2 separate regions of the Homo sapiens genome follow, and region 1 is linked to region 2. A link is a loop called in an ENCODE intact Hi-C map of the cell type or tissue named here. Cell type or tissue: A673. All regions are shown on one strand.

Region 1 (2,500 bases), 340 kb before region 2:
TAAGTCTCTCAGTCTGTTGCCATTTTTCTCTGTTTGCTTCAGTCACCTAACTTGTAAGCAGGCGACCATTCTGAATGTTCCTTTAGGGTCTGACCTATGATTACATGATTCTTCCATTGTCAAGTGTGTTACTGTAAGCAGAGATCGGAGCAGGCAGAGAGATAAGAAGCCCAATTTAACTCAGAAATATAGAACATTAAAATGCACTTTCATCTAAACTAGTATTTTATTTTAAAAAGTGACATTTAATGAGCACTACTAAGTACCAGAGATTGTGCAAAGCATATTAAATGTTTTCACTCATTAAATCTTTCGACTCTATGAAGTAGGTACTATTTGGTCTTAGCAACTTCTTCACATCATAGGATATTTTTGTCATGTATCTAACAGGAAATTTAAGCAGCCTTGCTAGTGTTACTGTAAGCAGGATGTGAATCCAAGACAGCTATCTGAAAACATTACCAGAGCATCTCTTTTGACTAGAGAGAGCTCATTGGCCATGCATGTGTCTGTCATGACCAATGACGTGCCCTCCTGCCCAGAGTTACCAGTATCGCTAGGCTGGCAACAAGTCTTAGGAAGTTTACGTCATCTCTATATTTTTGAAGTTACTAAATGTGAAAAATATCATGACCTCAGTGTTCCCTTGCTGAGCCAGATTCATAGCATTACCACCACCTGCTCTTCCAAAGGTTTCCATTTAATGCAGGTTTAAAAATAAGGACTCTGAACTCTCTCTTGCTTTCTTTAGAGGAAAGGTGTAAGTCTGGTTGGAGTGTTTAAGAAATTCCAGGGTGATGCAGTGGAAAAAAACATGTCTCAGCTTTGCCACATGACCCTGCGCAAGTCAACTGCACAGGCCTTCAATTTCTCCATCTCTGTAACAGAGTGATTAAATAAGACAATTTGTTTGTAGGAAAAAGGACATGGATTGGGTTATGTGTCAGTTTATCTTTAAAATCCATTTAAAGCTTGAAAATGAAATTGTGCAATACTTGGTAAACACGTATTGGCTAACAAACTGCTTAAAATAGGTAGTTTAGAACCTTTTAACCCTTCCTTCCTTCCTTCACTTCCTTCCTTCCTTCCTGCACTTCCTTCCTTCCTTCACTTCCTTCCTTCCTTCCTTCACTTCCTTCCTTCCTTCCTTCACTTCCTTCCTTCCTTCCTTCACTTCCTTCACTTCCTTCCTTCCTTCCTTCACTTCCTTCCTTCCTTCCTTCCTTCCTTCCTTCCTTCCTTCCTTGTTTTCCCATCCAGACACCACTTTAAGTGCTAGAAATGCAGTTCTGAATAAAATAGACAAGGCCTCTCTTTTCTTGGAACACACATTCTGGTGGTATAAGTGGAGGACATGAAAAGAATACAATGACAAAATAGGTTTTAAAGTGATTGAATGCAAGTAGGGCTTTTATATTTCATAAAGGGCTATTAAAATAGGTTTCTCTGAGGGGGAAACATTTTGCTGAGATCCCAATGTTGAACTGGGGCCGGTGTTGTTCTGAGGGGAGACTATCACAGACGGAAGACCCAGAAAGTGCAAATGGGCTGAGGAAAGCTTGAGCATGGCCTGTCCACACAACAGAAAGAAGGCTCCATGTCTGGAGCCTGGGGTACATGGAGGAGAGTGGAAGAAATGGAATTAGAAAGGTAGCGCCAGCCAGGCCATGTACTGCATGTTAAGAGCTCTGATTTGTATTTAAAAGTCACTGAAGTGTTTTCAGTATAGTTTGATGCATTTCACATTTTTAAATTATTACTCTAACTGCAATGATTTTAGGAGGTAAGAATAGAAGCAGAAAAATGCATTAGCAAAATAAAAAGTGTACCAGGATCCAGAAAAGTGGAGTAACCAGAAGGATTATTGGAAAAAGTAGAAATTGAACGAAAATCGAATTTGAATGCCTCCAGTACCAGGCAACCCATTATCTTTTAAGGCAGATGAATCTATTTTTAAACAACTTCATCTCTCAGAAAGTACATGCCACAATTTATCACAGTATACAATATGTGCTCAGTAAGTGTTATTTCTCCCATCCTTGCACTGTAGTGTTCACACATCAGTCCTGGATTCATCCCTTGGGATCACACAAAATGATTTTAACAACTTAATTAAAATCCACTCAGTAAGCAGAGGCTAAGCATTCTGATTTCCATTTATTAGTCTAATTGTGGACAGCTTCATATTCAGTGACAGATCAACACCATTATTTCTTTCTTTCCCATAGGTCTACAGTTCTTATTAGACACAAGCTAGAATTGTGCTATGATGAAAACATTATTCTTCTTTGACTATATATACATGGTGAAAAGAGGTTGGGTGTTGAGGGACTTAGGCTGGTTCAACTTTTTATCAATTTTCAAGTCCTGCTAGTCTCTCGAGGAAGACGTATGTTCCTTAAGTGAAACCAAGTGGGTTGGCCTTAAACAGCTTTAGTCTCAGTGACCAGAAGACAGCTTGTGAAAGGTGAAAGAAGGCATGGTTCTGACCGTAAGGGCT
Region 2 (2,500 bases):
CATCTATCTACCAGAAACTTAAGAGTTGTTATCATCCTGGCAATCTACCTTGAAGATTGGCAAAATGTTAGTTAACTATTGAATATAGATGATGAGCATATGGAATTAAATTTGAAATTTCCAATTTCAGGTTCCAAAAATCCAATTTCAAATTAAGAAATTTTAAATTTAAATCTTAAATTAAGAAATTTAAGAAACTTCTTAAAATTTTTACTTATCCTTTCTAGCTAGAGTTGCCAGATTTAGCAAATAAAAACCAAGGATGTCAGTTAAATGTGAATTTCAAATAAACCATGAAAAAATGTTTAGCATAAGGGAATCCCATGCAATAGTTATTACTTTTGTTTTATTTTGTTTTGTTTTCTTGAGACAGAGTCTCCTTCTGTCACCCAGGCTGAAGTGCAGTGGTGCAATCATGGCTCACTGTGGCCACTACCTCTCAGGCTCAATCAGTCCTCCCACTTCAGCTTCCTGATGGCTAATTTATGTATTTTTTTTTTCTTTAGGGACAGGGGTTTTGCCATGTTTCCCAGGCTGGTCTGGAACTCCTGGGCTTAAGCAATCCTCCCGTCTTGGCCTCCCAAAGTGCTGGGACTACATGCATGAGCCATTGTGCCTGGCCAATATTCCTTACTTATGCTGAAAAATTTCATTGCTTTTACAATTAAATTTTAATTAGGCTGGAGATTATCTGGTAACCCCATTCCCAGCTCAATCACCAACTCTCTAAGCAGAAGGAAATTTTTCATCTCTCTTGCCATAGTGAGGTCAGGATTAGTGAGGTGACAAGATTAAATATGAGCTAAGCTATGACACTTGTTTTCCACAGTTTCCTGAGCCCCCCTCCCTCCTTTTCTCTTTCTTCCTTCTTACCTCCCTTCCTCTCTCCTATTTATTCTTCCTACCTTTTTGTTGTTGCTGTGAGTGTCTTCACCTGTTTCCTTCCTTCCTTTATATTCCTGGTAATGTTTCAAATTTATTGGCATGGGCAGCTTCTCATAATAGGTTTGTTTTTATTATTTTTCTTGTTATTACTAAAACATGTTAATAGATAGATTCTAACTCTATGGCACAACTAAGACAGTTGTGTTACATTCTTTTCCGTGTTGGGGCTAATTAGAATATTAAGTTTACAAAGAATGCAGAAAAAGCGAACAAGATGAAGCACGTTTCCGTCTTAAACAAATGAACTCTAAAGAAATAGGAAGTAACATGATGACAAGCTTTTAAGAGATGTTGCAAGTAGAGGAAAGGGTTTGTTTAAATCTCTCCCCAAGCACCCCCTACACCTACCCCCAGCCAACACAGATGCTTATGTATTAGTGGCCCACACGGTACCTAATTATCAACGATGGAAATAGATGTCTCAAAATTGTTTCAATTATCCAGGGGTTCCCTTAAAAAAGGAGAGGAGAGCAAAAGTTTAAAACTTGGCTTGAAGGTATTAAAGAGCAAATCTGATCTAATTGATTAAGTTACACCTTTCCTTTTTGGCAGTATCTTAATACCCCTAGGATCTCAGTATTTCAGCATATTGGTTTCCTGTACTTATCTAGAATAAAGAAACTCAGCAATTTGCCTATAGGATAGTAGAGCCTTGAACTAAATTTATCTCATTATTGTTCACTTGAAACCTTGGGGACAGCTGTAGTTGAAGGGACCTTAAAGTCCCTTAAACTTCTCAGCATTTGCAGGTTCACTTTTAAGGTGCACTAAAAAGCAACTAGTATCCTAAGCTAAAAAAAAAAAAAAAAAAAAAAAAGAAAAAGAAAAAGTAGATTTAAGTATACCAATGAGCATGGACTCTGTTTATGTTTTGAAATCCATTTGCTACTCATTTTCCTCGTTTTTAAATCCTATTATATTTACACCTGGGCATCCATTTCTCTGAAGAGAGAAGAATGAAGGATCTAAAATGTCAGAATAACAGTGATTCTCAACAATTATTGTCGGCACTCTTTCATGAAGAGATTTAAAGCTCTTTGCTTATCTGACTTAATTCCTGCCGGAAGGACAGTACAGAGGGATTACGGTTTAAATATTGCAGTTAGAAGCACAAAGTGGAACCTGGACTTCCCCGACCTTGGAAGAAAAATAGTAAAGTGTGGTTCCTATAAAATATTATAGGAACTTCAGACATAGAATGGAGCATCCATTTATAGTGATTTAAGTTCCAGTATTGAAACAGGCCTTCTATTTTTATTTCAATCTCCCTCCCCTTTATTTTCTTTGTTTTGTGATTCACCCCAAAACGTATCTTCTTATACGGTAATATTAACTAGTACCTTAGTCAAAGATTGATCTCCAGAAGTTTGTTTAGGAAATTCCTTGTGTTACTTGTCTAGCAGTTAAACTGCCTAGTGGAAACAACAGCTCAGCTAAATAGTGTGATGCAATCGTGATAGCTGCTGTTCATCAGGCATTTACCCTGGACCAAGCACTGTACCCTGAATATCATGTGGCTTTTTCTCCACACTCAGGACAAGCTTGCAGTGGGCAG

Evidence for each region. Hi-C counts contacts between places; a loop is a spot of excess contacts. Peaks named below come from ENCODE experiments on the same cell type or tissue, not always from the same donor. Only the 100,000 strongest peaks of a DNase experiment are listed, where the experiment ranks them.
Region 1: a loop joins it to region 2, with 6 times the contacts of the local background. A loop is called at or near these places in 2 of 110 quality-filtered maps.

Annotation. Positions count from the first base shown.
Region 1 is chr3:189,499,994-189,502,493 of GRCh38, forward strand. No RefSeq gene overlaps it. Among named protein-coding and RNA genes, the nearest start is that of TP63, 130 kb to the right of the region's middle. In A673, no CTCF peak of the experiment used is centred here; DNase peaks (open chromatin) are centred at 548, 938 and 1,338; H3K27ac peaks cover 2,500 bases.
Region 2 is chr3:189,837,303-189,839,802 of GRCh38, forward strand. The region is part of intron 4 of TP63 (tumor protein p63); the gene reads left to right. Among named protein-coding and RNA genes, the nearest start is that of MIR944, 8.6 kb to the left of the region's middle. In A673, no CTCF peak of the experiment used is centred here; DNase peaks (open chromatin) are centred at 789 and 1,219; H3K4me3 peaks cover 475 bases; H3K27ac peaks cover 2,500 bases.